Regions from separate parts of the Homo sapiens genome. Here region 2 is linked to region 1. Evidence: chromatin loops called from intact Hi-C (ENCODE). Cell type or tissue: PC-3. All regions are shown on one strand. Links, peaks and the distances in the headings refer to the core of each region. The heading gives the core; the rest is flanking DNA.

Region 1 (9,449 bases), core at 2,727-7,726:
TTTATGCTCAATGTTCGAAGTTCTAAAAAAATTAAAAATAACAATAAATAAATAGGAAATAAAGCATATCTCTAAAAGCTATCTCTAAAGATATATACTTTCAAGCAAGCTAGTAATTTTCAACAACAACAAAAAAAGAAGATCTCCCAATTATTTTCTAATCACCTGGGAAAGCAGTAGCACTTTGGCAGCCACTCCCCTTAGCCCCCTCCATCCAGCCCCTTGCAACAACTGATTTACTTTCTAGATTCGAATGGTCTGGATAGTTCATACAAAAGAAATCATGTAACATGTGGCCTTTGGTGTCTGGTTTCTTTTATGGAACATGTTTTCAAGGTTCACCCATGTTGTAGCATGCATCAGTACTTTGACCCTTTTCATAGTCCAAGAATATTCCATTGTCTGCCACAGCACGTCTTGTTCCTCCATTCATCCATGGGTGGACATTTGGGTAGTTTCCACCTTTTGCATATCATGAATAGTTCTCCTATGAACATTTCTGTGCATGGATTAGTGAGGCTGTGTTTTCCTTTATCCTGGTTGTAGACCTGGTAGTGGAATTGTTAGGTCATTGGTAACTCTATATTGGACTTTTCAAGGAACTGCCAACAGGGGAGGAGACCCCTCCTCCCAGCTTTGCTGGTGCAAAATCAGTGTGGCTGCTTAGGTCTGTATCAAATGCTTCACTTTAGGTAATCCTGGTATCTTGGGCACCAGCCTCTGCTAACCTGAGTCAAGTTGACCAGTTCATATAATTAGTTGCTAACGTAGGTTCCTGGTCATCATTCTTGGAGTTATTGGAACCTGAGATTCAGCTTCTTTAGAGCCTTCTCTCCCCAGGCCTTCATCTACCGACTCTCAAACATTCTATGACTTGTCCTAAGCTGTTGTTGGCGCCCAGTCTCTGAAGGCCTGAGCACCTGGAATCATGATTTGCCATCCTCCTGAGTTCATGGTTCATCAGTGTTTGGAAACCTCTGTCAGGGTGCTCGATCCATGGACTGCATCCTTTTCTAGAATCACCCTCACCTGAACCCACCCCATGTTCACTGTTTCCTCATCTCCATGGGACTCTGCAATACTGCAACTCAGCATACACACCCAAGGTCCAGCCTGATGCTGACGATAATGCCCCTGCCACGGTCCCGCCCACTCAAGGAAGGACCTAAATCACTCTGTATTCTCTGTTAATGGAAGAACAGAAAATATACCATACAGGACTCTCTCCTTTATGTCTTTCTCATAGAGACTGTATTTGCTGGCAATGTAGTTGAGAACGGCTCTGGTCTGCACCAGCTTCATCCCATCAATCTCAACTATTGGCACTTGCTGGAACATCAAACTCCCATCTTTAGAAAGAAGGAAAAAAAGGAGAGTCAGATGTCTATGAATCCCAGTCTTTCAGCATGAAAAAATGTTTGCTGAAATGACTAAATTTATAAAATAGAAAAGAAATTATTGCCTGGTATAACCTCTCAAAGGAAATAGAAATTTGTTTTTAGCTTCCTTAGTCCTTCTTTTTCCTATCAAGCTTCCTCTTACCTTGTAGCCTCTTATTTCATTTATGTTTTTGTTCCTCATCCAGATACATAATAGGTCCCTTGTATTTTTTGTGTTGATATATCTTCATGGATATTTTAGGAAGAAGTTGGGAGAGGCTGCTGCAGGCCCACTAGCCACATGCCAATTAACATGGGAATATCTCAAAGTAAATCTCATGGTGTGAAGACATTAAAGACAGTTCTGAGAAAAGTTTCTATGTAGGTCCTTTGTATAGTCTTCAATACCCCCACTGGACAGTGTGTGCAGGGTGGGTGCTGTGTTCCTCACTCTACTGCTGCTACCCTGGCTCATGTCCCTCCTCACCCTCTGACCTGGACTTCCAACCAATTCAACACTATCTCATTATCTAAGCCTACAGTTGCAAGAATATCACCTTGTCAAATTCATAAGAGAAATGAATTCAAGATGGACCTATTTCAACTCCTTCCCTCTGATGAATGTCCGCGCGTGTCCTTGGATGGGGAGGGCTGTATGGGATCCCGAACCAACCACAGCTTATTCACAGTGTTGAAAGAATGAAAGCAAGGAAAGGCCATTCTCAGGGTGCTGGGGATGGCTCCTCTAGCAAATACTCTAAGAGGTCTGGCCCTTTTAGCCTGGAGAGAGTTGACAGAACTGCTCAAGGAGCCCCACCCTTTCTACTTTAACCACTTTTTTCCCTCTCCACCACCCCAACTACCACCCTTCGCACACATAGACACGGCCTGGTATTAAAACCTGCAAGTGTACCTTCTACTAGATACCTTCCTCAGAGACACGTAGAGACTCGATCTTACCATTTCTTAACTTTTCCAAATCTTCTGCAGATTCTAGAAATTTCTCTTCAAACCGAAAGCAGAATCAGTGAATGGGCTCCTGATAGGTCATTCCATAGCATTATAGACTTTTAACCTTGAATGGCTACTGTCTGATACATAATTTGGAGAATATAAGATTTCTGAGTTTGGCAGTGCACACAGAGGGGTCTGGTCATGGCCACTTGGAAATTTAGACTAGATTCATCAAGAGAAAAGCATGGATCACAGCACATAGCACTCAATCTTTTAGTTCACTTCATCCACACCCTGATCTCTCCCATGTCCATGATTAGGTCATGATTTGGGAGGGGATGTCACTGGCGTTAAGGTATCAAGCAGTTCTTCTAGTTATGTTGTTGTCGTATCATAGGAAAGCATGTGTCTCCAGGTGAGATCAGACCGCAGGCTTTGTGTCCCTAGTGTGGGGTATGCAATGGGCTAATGACCAAAAAAGATTCTTCCACCGAGGAACCTCTGCTGTAATTTATATCACCCCACTTGTTAGGAGCCCTACTGTGCATGAGATAGGTCCTGCTATTGCACAGCTTTAACTCTTGCAACGATAATTTCCCCTCCTGGAGTAAATGGAACATGACAGAGTAGAATTCTCAATTTGAGGAAGGAATTAGGGTCCCCAGACTAATGTTATTTTTAATAAAAATCTGTGGTTTATGATATGGCTGTGTGGGTTTAATATCACTATTTTCAAGTCCTGGCTTCTTGATTTTGGACACATTGTTGAATCTCTCTGTGTCTCAGTATCCTAACCTGTGAAATGGATATACTTATGAAGCTTTTTTTAAAGATTGGTATGAAAGGCCGGGCGCAGTGGCTCACGCCTGTAATCCCAGCACTTTGGTAGGCCGAGGCAGGCGGATCCTCTAAGGTCGGGAGTTCAAGACCAGCCTGTCCAACATGGAGAAACCCCATCTCTACTAAAAATACAAAAATTAGCCAGGTGTGGTGGCGCATGCCTGTAATCCCAGCTACTCAGGAAGCTGAGACAGGAGAATGGCTTGAACCTGGGAGGTGGAGGTTGCGGTGAGCCAAGATTGCACCACTACACTCCAGCCTGGGAGACAGGGTGAGACTCTGCCTCAACAAAAAAAAAAAAAAAAAAAAAAAAAAAAAAAGATTGGTATGAAAATTAAATTTCAAAGTCATGCAAAGCACTTGGAAAAGTAGCAGGTATATAATAAATGCTCGTTAAATATATGTTTTGGGACTCTGAGAGATGGCTGCTATTTCATAGCATCCTTTTCAAAAAATTTAAATCAATCTAAAATCACTGAATGTATAGTCTCTTGTTGACCTATATCCAGTAATTTAAACTTTGAAATAAATTACACCTTGTCCTGAGAGTAGTTGGAATGGCAGCCAGCAAGGTTGTCTAAATCTGATCAGAAACTCTGAGTAGATGCAGGTATTTAATATAAATATGAAAATCAGTTATTACATAATGATGCAGTTGACTTAATAGGCAGAATCTATAAAAATAAAAGTTAAAGCAGACTCTTACAAAGATTTTCAGGATTTCACTGTTAATATGATCTGGTTCCAATCTTGGCTCTGCCTCATAATAGCTGTGTGATCTGGGAATCATCACTTAACGTCTTTAAGCATTAGTTCCCTCATCTGCAAAATGGGCATAGAACATTTTCTTAACAGAATGTTTTAATGTTTTCAAAATGCATCATACAGGGCCTGACCCACATAAATCAAGTAATAAACAGTAGCGGTGTTTGCAGTGGCTAAGTATACTTTAATAGAGTTCTTTATAGTCAAATGTCAGGAATTTGGGGGTTTCTAGCTTGCTCCATGGAACAGAGTTTGTTGTGGATCTATGATCACACAGGACCAGGATCTAGAGATCATGGTTGGGGGGTGGGGGAGGCGGGGGCAGGAAGGGTGTGCCAGAAATTAATACTGTGTCCGGTTCAGGACAAACCTAAGGAACGGTGTGTGGTCCTGGCAGGAGGGTGACCGAGGTGGTGGGACTGGCAAGTGGGATGTGCTTGTGAGGCTGAGGACTTGGTTGTGATCATCAGCCTTAGGGCACTGAGACCCCAGAAGCCTGAGCAAGGTCTGCAGTCAGCCCTGCCCCCGCCTTCAGTCAGGCTGGATGGAGGCCAGGGAGCCTGGGTTCCTCCCAGCCTTGCCCCTCCCTCCCTCCTGCTGAACTCTTCCTACCCGGGCTCTGAACACATCCCTGAGCTGCAGAGCTGACGTCTGGGTGACAGTGAAACGGGGTATTCATTTGTACCAAAACAAACAAACAAACAAACAAAACCTGGAATGACGGTGTGTGGATTTCTTGTGTGCTTATTCGTAGGATTGAGAAAGGGTGAGGCTAAGGTCCCGAGCCTTCGTGAAGCAATGGAGAAAGTGCCGTCCCAAGGCTCAGTTCCACACGGCGCTGTGAGGCTGAAGGGGCTCACTGGAAGTTCCCCTCACAGGACGCCACCTCACCTGAAACCCTCTTTTTCTGCTACCATCCAAGGGACAAGATCTCCTGAGTTGTCGAAGACTCACTCCGGAAGAAAACCCTCTCAGGCAGTTACTGAGGGACTGTGGTCTGGACTAGAACGTGTTTTTCTCAGTGACACCTCTAGAGGGCAGCACTCAACGGAGTCCCACAGACACCTCCCTGCATTTCCTCCTCAGACACTGGGTGGATGATATGGTAACACTGGGGAATGCTTGGGTGTTCTCCTGGAAGCTCCTTATTTTAATCACCTGTTTACTTGTCTCCATTCTTATAGATATGTAGGCTACCCGAGGGCAGAGACTGAGTCTGTCTTGTTCACTGTCTACCTCCAGAACCTCACACAGAATCTGGCACTTAGTAGGTGCACAACAAAATAATCATTGAATTAGTATACTGAGTCTTTAACAGGTGAGTACGCAGTTCCACTTTACATTCACTTTCTAATATTATGCCTTTTTATCCTCTTATTGTATAAATTTCTAACATGTATAAAAATAACACAAAAGTATAATGACCTTTCTTGTATTCCTCATATAGAATCAATAATTACCAATATTAGGGAAAAGAGTGAAACGCTGTAAAATATTTGAAGAGATTTATTCTGAGCCAAATGTGAGTGACCAATGGCCTGTGATACAGCCCTCAGGAGATTCTGGGAACGTGTGCTTAAGGTGGTTGGGATATAGTTTAATTTTAGGGAGACATGAGACATCAATCAAATATATAGAGATGTACATTTGTTCAGTCCAGAAAGGCAGGACAACTGGAAGTGTGGACTTCCAGATTTTGTGTAGATTATAAAATTTTCCAATTGGCAGTTGATTGAAAGAGTTATGATCTAAAGACCTGGGTGCAGGGAAAAGAAAGAGAGATCAGACTGTTACTGTGTCTATGTAGAAAGGGAAGACATAAGAGACTCCATTTTGAAAAAGACCTGTACTTTAAACAATTGCTTGCTGAGATGTTGTTAATTTGTAGCTTTGCCCCAGACACTTTGACCCAACCTGGAGCTCACAAAAACATGTGTTGTATGAAATCAAGGTTTAAGGGATCCAGGGCTGTGCAGGATGTGCCTTGTTAACAAAATGTTTACAAGCAGTATAGTTGGTAAAAGTCATCGCCATTCTCTAGTCTCAATAAACCAGAGGCACAATGTACTGTGGAAAGCCGCAGGGACCTCTGCCCTTGAAAGCGGGGTATTGTCCAAGGTTTCTCCCCACGTGATAGTCTGAAATATGGCCTCGTGGGATGAGAAAGACCTGACCGTCCCCCAGCCCGACACCCGTAAAGGGTCTGTGCTGAGGTGGATCAGTAAAAGAGGAAAGCCTCTTGCAGTTGAGATAGAGGAAGGCCACTGTCTCCTGCCTGCCCCTGGGAACTGAATGTCTCCGTATAAAACCCGATTGTACATTTGTTCAATTCTGAGATAGGAGAAAAACCGCCCTATGGTGGGAGGCAAGACATGTTTGCAGTAATGCTGCTTTGTTATTCTTTACTCCACTGAGATGTTTGGGTGGAGAGAAACATAAATCTGGCTTACGTGCACGTCCAGTCATAGTACCTTCCCTTGAACTTAATTATGACATAGATTCTTTTGCTCACATGTTTTTTGCTGACCTTCTCCTTATTATCACCCTGCTCTCCTGCTACATTCCTTTTTTGCTGAAATAATGAAAATAATAATCAATAAAAACTGAGGGAACTCAGAGGCCGGTGCCGGTGCAGGTCCTTGGTGTGCTGAGTGCCGGTCCCCTGGGCCCACTGTCGTTTCTCTATACTTTGTCTCTGTGTCTTATTTCTTTTCTCAGTCTCTCGTCCCACCCGACTAGAAATACCCACAGGTGTGGAGGAGCAGGCCACCCCTTCACCTGGGATCAATAGAAAGGAATATCTGGGTTAGGGTAATAAGGGGGTGTGGAGACCAAAGTTTTATCATGCAGATGAAGCATCCAGGTAGCAGGCTTCAGAGAAAATAAATTGTATTAGGTTGGTACAAAAGTAATTGTGGTTTTTGCCATTGAAAGTAATGTTTCTTATCAGACTTAGAGTCTGTTCTATCAGTAATTCCAAAAGAGAGGAGGGCATGTCCAACTTCCCACTTCCCATCATGGCCTAAATTGGTTTTTCAGGTTAGCTTAGTAATGCCCTTGCTGAGAAGAGGGTCCATTCAGATGGTCGGGGCTGGGTAAGAGGCTTAGAATTTTATATTTGGTTTATACCAGCTAAAGCCAATGTGTTTTCATCTACATGCCCACCCACTTTCTTCTTGTAATAATGTGAGGAAATCCCAGATATCATATATTTTATTCTTAGATACCTCAATGTGTTTCCCTAAAACAGAAGAACGATTTTAAATATAGCCATAGTACATTATCACACATGAAACATTAACAATAATTTTTTCATGACATCAAATATTCAATCAATATGTATGCTTCTAACTGTTATACAAATGCCATAAATTATTTTTTAGAGTTTGTTTAAATCCAAGTTCAGTTAAAGTCCACACATTCTGATTAGTTTGTTTCTTAAATGTACCTTAATGTTTATGCCCTTAGATGAGAAGATATTTTAACAATTTATTAGATCAAATTCATCATCTCTTTCTTAATAACTGCCAATTTTCTTTAAGGTACAACACTTGACAAGTCATTTAGTAAGAAACATCTCATAGTTTCTGAGGGAAAAGTATCTGGTAAGGTCAATTTTAGATCCAACTTAAGATGACCTCTCAGGACCTACCCGTACTCCAGATGCAGCTAGGAGCGACTGGATGGACTCCATTCTGCCCTGTCCATTGTGGTAGTAGAGCTTGGGTTTCCCACCATGATAGCAGACTCCTGGAGTTTTCTCTAAGCATGAATGAAAGAATGAATGAATGAACAAATAATTGAAGCCATAGAATCAAAAATGTTCATTAGGATGTATTGTTGAAAACCACCAACAATACTGAAGAAGAATCTGCCTTCTTCATGACTGGGTTGGAGGAGTTCCTGGAATGTTTTCTTGGCCCAAATTGTTATCCATCGGTGGCCACCCTCAGATTCTAGCAAACCAGTCTCACGTGCCCATTGGTTAAATGTAACCATTCTCGCCATGTTAAGAAGTGAGAGTTTGTGGTAATAATGCACATATGGAAGGTAGTGGGAAGAGGAAGAATTCAAGAACCAATATTTATTAAAAACATCCTGGTGACACTTCCCCAATGCTAGTCCCTTTTAATATGTTATATCTTTAATCCTCCAAAGTCCCATGAAATGACTATTATTATTATTATTTTATTTTTATTTATTTTTTTGAGATGGAGTCTCGCCCTGTCACCCAGGCTGTGGTAGCACAATCTCAGCTCACAGCAAGCTCTGCCTCCTGGGTTCAAGCCATTCTCCTGCCTCACCCTCCCAAGTAGCTGGGACTATAGGCACCCGCCACCACGCCCAGCTAATTTTTTGTATTTTTAGTAGAGATGGGGTTTCACCATGTTAGCCAGGATGGTCTCGATCTCATGACCTACTGATCCGCCCGCCTCGGCCTCCCAAAGTGCTGGGATTACAGGCATGAGCCACTGTGCTCGGCCGAAATGCCTATTATTATCTCCATTTTTTGGTTAATGAAATGGAACATCAGAGAAGTGAAATGCAATGTCCACAATCACACTCTAGGTGGTGATGAACATGAAAATCCACACCCAAGACTAAAATGAAGGCAGGCCTGGAACCCACCTAGGTGAAGGCCCTGGGAATCCAGTAAGTGACCAAGAAACCAGAGTATGTCATGACAGGGAGGACCAGGAAGGAGCAGAGCCACTCTTCAGCTCTTTGGCTATTAGGCTACTGATACGGTTTGGCTCTTTGTCCCCACCTAAATCTCATCTCGAATTGTAATCCCCATAATCCCCACATGTTGAGGGATGGACCTGGTGGGAGATGATTGGATCATGGAGGTGGTTTCCCCCATGCTGTTCTCCTGACAGTGAGTTCTCACGAGATCTGATGGTTTTATAAAGGACAGTTCCCCCTTCTCTCTCTTTCCCTCTGCTGCTGCCTTGTGAAGAAAATGCCTGCTTCCCCTTCACCTTCCACCATGACTATAAGTTTCCTGAAACCTCCCCAGCCATATGGAACTGTGAGTCAGTTAAAATTCTTTCCTTTATAAATTACTCAGGCTCAGGGAAGTTCTTTATAGCAGTGTGAAAATGAACTAATACAACTACGTTTGATCAAAGGGAGAAATAGGGCCTCAGACTTGTTTAACTAGCTACGAGATCCAAATTCTTTAAACAGATAGAGAATCATAATTTCTTGATTCTCTTGGAATTCTATTTTCTACCTCTGTAGGGTGCATTTTGTTTTATAACCTGGAAAAATAGATGCTGCATTAATTTTGCAGGGAACCGAAAGTGCTATCATTTGTTCAATGTCAGTCACACACTGATCATTCCTCCAAATTTATCTTCATTTTATTCTACAAAAATCACCTAAGTGAGTGCTGTTGTTAATCTCATTTTACAGTTGAGAATACTGAGATTTTTTGAGTAACTTGCCCATAGTAAGTGGTGGATCTGGGATTCAAACCCACTGCTATTCAAAACAAAGACTGGCTGG
Region 2 (9,449 bases), core at 2,159-7,158, 67 kb before region 1:
ACCTGGCGAATACTTTTAAATAACAGCTTTATTGACATGTATTCACATACTATAATTGCCACCCCTTAACAGAATATTATTCAGTAATTTTTAGTACATTTACAGAATTCTGCAAATACTGTCACTGTCTAATTCCAGAACATTTTTATCACCTGGGAAAGCAGTAGCACATGCTTTGGCAGCCATTCCCCATTGTCCCCTTTCTCCAGCCCCTGTCAACAACTGATTTCCTTTCTGGACTCAAATGGTCTGGATGGTTCATACAAAAGAATTCATGTTACATGTGGCCTTTGGTGTCTGGTTTCTTTTATGGAACATGTTTTCAAGGCTCACCCATGTTGTAGCATGCATCAGTACTTCATCCCTTTTCATAGCCCAAGAATATTCCATTGTCTGCTACAGCACAACTTGTTCCTCCATTCATCCATGGGTGGACATTTGGGTTGTTTCCACCTTTTGCATAGCATGAATAATTCTCCTATGAACATTTCTGTGCATGGATTAGTGAGGATGTGTTTTCCTTTCTCCTGGATGTAGACCTGGTAGTGGAATTGCTAGGTCATTGGTAACTCTATATTGGACTTCTCAAGGAACTGCCAGCAAAGGAGGAGACCCCTCCTCCCAGCTTTGCTGATGCAAAATCAGTCTGGCTGCTTAGGTCTGTATCAAATGCTGCACTTTAGGTAATCCTGGTATCTTGGGCACCAGCCTCTCAAACCTTAGTCAAGTGGACCAGTTCATACAACTGGCTGGAAACTTAGGTTCCTGGTCACCATTCTTGGAATTACTGGAACCTGAGATTCAGCTCCTTTGCAGCATTCTCTCCCCAGGCCTTCATCTACCGACTCTCAAACATTCTATGCCTTGTCCTAAGCTGTTGGCTGGAGTCCAGCCTCTGAAGTCCCGAGCACCTGGAATCATGATTCCCCATCCTCCTGAGTTCATGGTTCATCAGCGTTTGGAAACCTTTGTCAGGGTGCTGGATCCATAGGCTGCATTGTCTTCTAGAATCACACTTGCCTGAACCCTCCCCATATTCACTCTTTTCTCATCTCCATGGGACTCTGCAATACTGGACACCAGCGTATATGCCCAAGGCCCAGCCTGCTGCTAGTCGTGATGCTCCTTCCACGGTCCTGCCCACTCACAGAAGGACCGAAATCACTCTGTGTTCTCTGTTGATGGAAGAACAAAAAATATACTATATGGGGCTCTCTCCTTTATGTCTTTCCCACACAGGTTGTATTTGCTGGCAATGTAGTTGAGAATGGCTCTGGTCTGCATCAGCTTCATCCCGTCAATCTCAACCATTGGCACTTGCTGGAAGAACAAACTCCCATCTTTAGAAAATAGAAAAAAAAAAAAAGGCAGAGTGAAATTTCTATGAATCCCACCCTTTCAGGATGAAAAAGTGGTTGTGGAAATGACTAAATGTATAAAATGAAAAAAAAATTGCCTGGCAACTGTTCAAATGAAATAGGAACTTATTTTTAGCTTCTGGAAGTGCTTTTTCTTATCAAGCGTTCTTTTACTTTTTATACTGTTACTTCATTTATGTTTTTATTTCCCATCCAGCTACAGAATAGGTCGCTTGTATTGTCTGTGTTGATTTATTTTCATGATATCTTAGGAAGAAGTTGGGAGAGACTGCAACAGGTCACCAGCCAGATGCCATTTAACATGGGAATTTCTCAAAGTAAGTCTCATGCTGTTGAAGACATTAAACACAGTTCTGAGAGAAGCTTCTATGTAGGCTCTTTGTGTGCCCTTCAATACCCCCATTAGACAGTGTGTGCAGGGCAGGCTCTGTGTTTCTTACCCCATGGCTTCTACCCTGGCTCATGTCCCTCCTCACCCTGTGACCTGGACTTCCAACCAAGTCAACACTGTCTCATTATCTAAGCAGACAATATTGCAAAGATATCACCTTGTCAAACTTATAATAGAAACAATTCAAAATGGACCTATTTCAACTCCTTTTGTCTAAAACATGTCCTTGCGTGTCTTTGGATGGGGTGGGCTATATGAGATCCTGAGTTGATGACCACAGCTCACTCATGGTGCCAAAAGCAGGAAAGCAAGAAAAGGGATCCTCAGAGTGCTGGAGATGGTTCTCCAGCAAATACAAAGAGAAGTCTGGCCCTTTTTAGCCTGGAAAGAGTTGCCAGACCTGCTCTAGGAGCCCATCCTTTCCATTTTATGATTTTCTCCCTCTCCACCATCACCAACTACAACCCTACACACATGTAAGCATTGCTGGCTGTTCAAACCTCCCTGTGTACCTTCTACTAGATACCCTCCTCAGAGGCACTTAGAGACTTGATCTTACTATTTCTTAACTTTTCCAAATCTTTTGCAGATTCCAGAAATTTCTCTTCAAACTGGAAGCAGAAACAGTAAATGGGCTCTTATTAATTCATTCCATAGCACTGTAGACCTTTAACCTTGAATGGCTTCTGGCTGGTACATAATTTGGAAAATATAAGATTTCTGAGCTTGGCAGAGCACACAGAGGAGGCTGGTGGTGGCCATTTTGAAATTTACACTAGATCATCGAGAAAAGGGCATGGATCACAGCACATAGTCGCTCAATCTTCTAGTTCACTTTACTTCCACCTTGATCGCTCCCATGTCCATGATTAGGTCATGATTTGAGAGGGGATGTCACTGCAGTTAAAGGATCATGCAGTTCTTCTAATTATGATGTTGTCATATCTTAGGAAAGCATATGTCTCTGAGTGAGATCAGACCACAACCTTTGTGACCCCAGCATGGGTATGCCATAGGCCAGTGGCCACCAAAGATTCTGCCACCAAGGGCCCTCTGCTATAATTTACATCAGCTTAGTTTGTAGGAGCCCTGCTAAAGTTGAAATAGGTCATAGCTGTTGCACAGTTATAACTCTTGCAATTATAATTTTCCCTCCTGGAGAATATGGGACACAATAGAATAGAATTCTCAATTTCAGGAAGGAATTAAAGTCCCCACAGTAACATTATTTTTAATGAAAATCTCTGGCTTGTGACATGGCTGTGTGGGTTTAATATCACTGTTGTCATGTCCTGGCTTCTTGACTTTGGACACATTGTTAAATCTCTCTGTGTCTCAGTATCCTAATCTATGAAATGGGAATACTTATGGTACCTATGTTATAGGTTGGTATGAAGATTAAATTTCAAAGTCATGCAAAGCACTCAGAAAAGTAGCAAGTGTGTAAGTGCTCATTAAACATACACTATTAGGATTCTGAAGTATGGCTGCTATTTCATATCATCCTTAAAAAAATTAAATCAATCTAATATTGATGAAAATATACTCTATTGCTGATCTATATCAGTGATTTAAACTTTGAAATAAATCACACCTTGTCCTGAGTGTAGTCACTTTGGTTGGAATGGCAGCCAGCAATAAGGCTGTCTCAATCTGATCAGAAGCTCTGAGTGGATGCAGGTATTTAATACAACTATGAAAACCAGTTATTGCATAACAATGCAGTTGACTTAATAGGCAGAATCTATAAAAATAAAAGTCAAAGTAGACACTTACCAAGATTTCCTGTATTTCACTGTTGATATGATCTGGTACCAATCTTGACTCTGCCTCAAAATAGCTGTGTGATCTGGGAATCATCACTTAACATCTTCAAGCCTTAGTTTCCTCATCTGCAAAATGGGGATAGAATATTTTCTTAAACAGAATATTGTAATGTTTTCAAAATGCATGATACAGGGCCTGACCCGCGTGCATCAACATCAAGTAATAAATGGTAGTTGTGTTTGCAGTGGTTACTTATAGTTTAATGGAGTTCTTTACGGTGAAAGTTCAGGAATTTGGGGGTTTCTAGCTTGCTCCATGGAACAGTTTGTTGTGGATCTATGATCGCACAGGACCAGGATGTGGAGATCATGGGGGGTGTGTGCCAGCAATTAATAAAGCGTCCAATTCAGGACAAACCTAAGGAACGGTGGGTGGTCCTGGCAGGAGGGTGACCGAGGTGGGGTGGGATTGGCAAGTGGGATGTGCTTGTGAGGCTGAGGACTGGGTTGTGATCATCAGCCTTAGGGCACTGAGACCCCAGAAGCCTGAGCAAGGTCTGCAGTCAGCCCTGCCCCCGCCTTCAGTCAAGCTGGTTGGAGGCCAGGGAGTCTGGGTTCCTCCCAGCCTTGCCCCTCCCTCCCTCCTGCTGAACTCTTCCTACCCGGGCTCTGAACACATCCCTGAGCTGTAGAGCTGATGTCTGGGTGACAGGGTATTCATTCATACAAAGAAAACAACCTGGAATGGCAGTGTTTGGATTTCTTGTGTGCTTATTTCTTCATAGGATTGAGAAAGGGTGAGGCTAAAGTCCCAGGCCCTCGTGAAGCAATGAAGAAAGTGCCTTCCCAAGGTTCAGGCCCACACGGCGCTGTGAGGCTGAAGGGGCGCGCTAGAACTTCCTTTCACAGGATGCCACCTCACCTGAAACCCTCCTTTTCGGCTGCCACCCGAGGGACAAGATCTCCTGAGTCTGTCCATGAGTTACCCCGAGGAAAACCCTCAGGCAGCCCCTGAGGGACTCTGTTCTGGACTTGGAAGTGTTTTTCTCAGTGACACCTCTAGAGGGCAGCACTCAACGGAGTCCCACAGACACCTCCCAGCATTTCCTGCTCAAACACTGGAAGGATGACCTGGTAACGCTGGGGACTGCTTGGGTGTTCTCCTGGAAGCTCCTGATTTTAATCACCTGTTTACTTGTCTCCATTCTTATAGGTATGTAGGCTACTCGAGAGCAGGAACTGAGTCTGTCTCGTTCACTGTCTATCATCAGAACCTCACACAGCACCTGGCACTTAGTAGGTGCACAACAAAATAATCATCGAATTAATATACTCAGTCTTTAACAGGTTATTTGTTATAATCCACTGCCTTCCACCTCTCATGTGTGGTATGCATTTTAACTTTACATTCACTTCCTGATATACATTTTATCCCCTTATTACATAAATTTCTAACATGTATAAAAATAACACAAAAGTATCACGACCTTCCTTGTATTCCTCTCATAGAATCAGTAACTACCAATGTTATTGAAAAGAGTCAAACTCTGTAAAATATTTGGAGATTTATTCTGAGCCAAATATGAGTATCTAGTGCCTGAGATACAGCCCTCAGGAGATTCAGAGACCGTGTGGTCGAGGTGGTGAGGGTACAGCTTAATTTTACACATTTTCAGGAGACATGAGACATCAATCAAATATATATAGATGTACATTGGTTTGGTATGGAAAGGAGGGATACTGGAAGTGTGGGTTTCCAGGTTGTGTGTAGATTTAAAATTTGTCTGATTGGCAGTTGGTTGAAAGGGTTAAGTTACTATCTAACCACCTGGAATCAATAGAAAGGAATGTCTAGTTTAGGATAATAAGGGGTTGTAGAGAACAAAGTTTTACCCTGCAGATGAAGCCACCTGGTAGCAAGTTTCAGAGAAAATGATTGTACTTGTTTCTTATCAGACTAAAAAAGTTTGTTCTGTTAGTAATTCCAAAAGAGATGAGGTATAATGAGGCTTGTCCAACCCCCTCCACTTCCCATCATGGCCTAAATTCATTTTTCAGGTTAGCTTTGGAATGGCCTTGCTGAAAAGAGAGATCCATTCAGATGGTCAGAGTGAGGGAGGGAGCTTAGAATTTTATATTTGGTTTACACCAACTAAAGCCAATGTGTTTTCATATACATGCCCACCCACTTCCCCCATCTTGTAATAATGTAAGGAAATCCCAAATACCGTATATTCCATCCTTAGATACTTCAAAGTGTTTCCCTAAAACATAAAAACTATGATTCCAGCAAACCAGTCTCAGATTCCAGCAAACCAGTCTCATGTGCCCATTGGTTAAATGTGACCATTCTCGCCATGCTAAGAGGTGCGAGTATGTGGTAATAATGAATGTAGGGAAGTTAGTGGGAAGAGGAAGAATTCAAGAACTAATATTTATTGAAAACTTTCGACTGATCCTTCCTTCCCCAATGCTAGTCTCTTTCAATATGTTATATCTTGACTCCTCCTTATAGTCCCATGAAATGCTTGTTATTATCTCCATTCCTTAGTTAGTGAAATGGAACATCAGAAAAGTTAAATGCAATGTCCGCTATCACACTCCACGTGGTGATGAACTTGAAAATCCACACCCAGGACGAAAATGAAGGTAGGCCTAGAACCCACCCAGGTGAAGGCCCTGAGAACCCATGAAGTGGCTGTGAAACCAGAGGATGTCACTGACAAGGAGGACCACCTCTTTGGCTGTTAGGCTGAATTTGATGAAAAGCAGAAATTAGGCCTCAGGCTTGCTTAACTGTAGCTCGAAGAACCAAATTCTTTCAACAGACAGAGGACCCTAATTTCTTGCTTCTTTTGGTTTTCTGTATTCCACCTCTTTGGGGTGCATTTTGTTTTATAACCTGGAAAAACATGTTGCCTCATCAACTTTGCAGGCTTGAATAGGAGATAGTATCTATTCAGCATCAGTCACACACTGGCCATTCCTCCAAATTTATCTTCATTTTATCTTACAAAAATCACCTAAGTTGAATGTTATTATTATTCTCATTTTACAACTGGTGATACTGAGATTTTTAAAGCAACTCGTCCAGAGTAAGTGGTGAATCTGGGATTCAAACCCATTGCTATTCAAAACCAATGACTGAGCCTTATTTTCTGTTAGTGTTTCTCAAATATGTATGCTAATTTTCCAGAAAATTGTGAAAGCTACATATTTTTTAAAGAAAATAGGAAAGAATAAAAAAATACCAGAGAGCATGACATGCTGGAGAGTAAGTAATGTTTCATGAGTTTTTAGTTTCAGTTACATGTATGTTATGTGTATGGATATTTGCATGTGTGCACGTTCATTTGGCCATTGCAAATGGTTAGAGATAAATTCACTAGGGATCATCAAGGAAGTTTGTTGGCCCTTGCTCTATCCCAGCCTGCTTGGGAGGTGGAGCATAGCAGAGAACCAGCAAATGAAAACCAAGTGTACAGGGACAGGCCATAAATAATTGGATCATGAATGTGAGTGGAAACACACAGGACTCATTGAAAGCATGAGTTCCAAGACTTAGGAACAGTGGCATTTTCTCTCCAAACCCCCAACTCTGTTATAACATATTAAGATTCTTCTTGCAAAGTTTTGTGGTCATCGAGGTTGATACATTTGTACAAAAATATACTTGTCTTTACCAACAGATGTATTTCTAAAAAAGTACGTATGACTTGAATTTAGACATTAAAATCTTTTAAATGTCTACATTTTAAAATGTGGAACTCAACAGTCTAACTTTTAGAAAGTAAATAATTATTTGAAACATACTTAATCAACTCATCTGTCTTGTAATTAGAGACTTTACACATTGCACTTTCCTCTCATTGGAAATGGAAATAGCATGATTCAGCAGAAGGAAAGGGAGAGTGAACCTCACAGAGAGTGGGGTGTGCTTCTTTAATTGTTATGGGCTAGAGTGCACAGAGTGATTCAAATCGCACACTGGCACCCTTAGCCATTACTGAGGATCATGTTTCAAAGGGAAATGAATTATTATTATCTCACATAACATTTTATAATAATGCTCTCGCTTACATGTAACATATCACCTTCACTATATGAGGTTTCCAAAGGCCAGGCCAACACTGAGGCAAAGGTTACCACTGAGCTTTGTTGGGTCAACAGAAAATGAGAACCAGAGAGGCTCGAAGATTTGCCATGGGTCACACACACATTCTCCTCATTCATGGTCAATATCTAGGGAGTGTGTCTACCTTCTGCAACAACCCTGGGAAACGGCTCCTAATATCCTAATTAAAGATGGGCACACTGAGGTTCAGAGAGCTAAAGCGACTGGCCCACGCTGCACACTTGGTGAGTGTTGGGTCAGCTTGAACTCCTTCTGATTGCAGGTCCATAGCTTTTCTACTCCACCCTGTAAGCTGGCTCTGCTTCTATCTGAGAAATTGTTTCATATTTTCCCATACAGACTCCATTAACCAACTAAAGATTGGAAGGGAAGGGCGAGAGGGGGACACCTGAATCTCGAGTTCCTTTCTGTTAGCAACTTTTCAGGAGCTTGATTGGAGAAAATAATAATAATAAAAATGTTTCTTTCTCTACTTTGGCAACCCTAAAAACTTAAATGAGTTGAGAACTAGTATAACTGTATTTTCCTCAACTAGAAAATGGGCTTGTTTTGAAAGGAATATAAGTGGTGAAATTCCAGTAGTAAATTAGAGTTAATTTACTCTTGGTCCCTGGGTGGTCCTAATTATTGCTTCATATCAGAGAGAAGGGAGACTGAGATAAATCACAACTCCTTCCATTATGAGGTTCATAAACTCAGTAGGCTCTTCAAATTCTGAGCTCAAGTTTCTCCTTTCAAAATAGGGATAGTTATATCTATCTTTGAGGGCTGTTGAGAAAGTTCAATGAAATATTGTATATAAAATTTATAATAGGAACTGAATAATGAGAGTGACCTCCTGCCCCCACTTCTTGGGATGTGGATGAGTCTCTCGGAACACACTGGGTAGCACATGAGTCTCCTCTCTCTTTCTCTCTTAACCCATCAAGCTCTGGTAAAAATAAGATTTTATATATATCTAGATTTCTTTTCGAATAAGTCATATAATGAGTCTCTTTTTTTAAAGCTCCTATACAGAGATTAATGATAGTCACTGATACAGTCAACCTGGGTTAACAAAGTTTTCAGTGAAGTTTCAGGGAGGCCTGACCCATCGTTAACACAGACTTACTTAACTCCTAGACTGCAGCAGACCTGGTTCCCAGGTTGTTTTATAACCTGGAAAAACAGACGTTTTATAATCTGGAAAAAGGCTCCCATACCCTGCACCTGGTGGGCCTCTCTCCTCAGGCCAGGCCTAGCTACCACCCACTCCCTGCTCTGAGCACTGTGAACCTGTCCTGTTCCCAGGCCCTCTTTGCATAAACTCCAGTGGAGTGAGAGTGAGCCTCACTGCTTCTCTCTCCAGCTATTCATAGCTCTTGGGCAGGGTCTCACTCTCAATACTTGATGAAAATGGTTGCTCCTCTACAGCATCCTGTTCCTTACCTGAAAATGCAGACATTTTGCTAACCTTTCTTCTATTTCTTGTTTTCAGCATATTTCCTTCTTTTAAAAAGTTTCATTCAAACTGACTAACATTGATTGAGCTGTTTCGGTGTCTCAAGCAATAGTGATGGCTTGTAGCAGAAAAATATTTGGTTGGATTTGGTCTCTGCCCTAAAGTGGTTTAGATCTAGTCAGAATAACAGGCTTCTGGCCAACTGACAGAACAGAATGTGCTCAGCAGTGATTTCACTTTAAAGGATTCCTAGAAATTTCAACCCGGGAATCATGATTCTGTTAACCAAGGAAATCAGAGAAAGGGGAGAAGGCTGCCAGGCTGAGAAAACTGAGGA

The links. A loop is a pair of places that touch in the nucleus more often than their neighbours do. Peaks named below come from ENCODE experiments on the same cell type or tissue, not always from the same donor. Only the 100,000 strongest peaks of a DNase experiment are listed, where the experiment ranks them.
Region 2: a loop joins it to region 1, with 2.1 times the contacts of the local background. A loop is called at or near these places in 1 of 110 quality-filtered maps.

Annotation. Positions count from the first base shown.
Region 1 is chr6:52,877,550-52,886,998 of GRCh38, forward strand. It overlaps LOC105375091 (a long non-coding RNA gene), which reads left to right and starts at 5,116. Exons shown (of 4, transcript XR_926877.2): 1 at 5,116-5,256. It also overlaps the pseudogene GSTA10P. In PC-3, for the core only: a CTCF peak has its summit at 4,975 (motif pointing right); a DNase peak (open chromatin) is centred at 4,972; H3K4me3 peaks cover 762 bases.
Region 2 is chr6:52,811,080-52,820,528 of GRCh38, forward strand. It overlaps the pseudogene GSTA6P. Among named protein-coding and RNA genes, the nearest start is that of GSTA1, 12 kb to the left of the region's middle. RefSeq lists an enhancer at 4,503-4,552. In PC-3, for the core only: CTCF peaks have their summits at 4,595 (motif pointing right) and 4,799; a DNase peak (open chromatin) is centred at 4,622.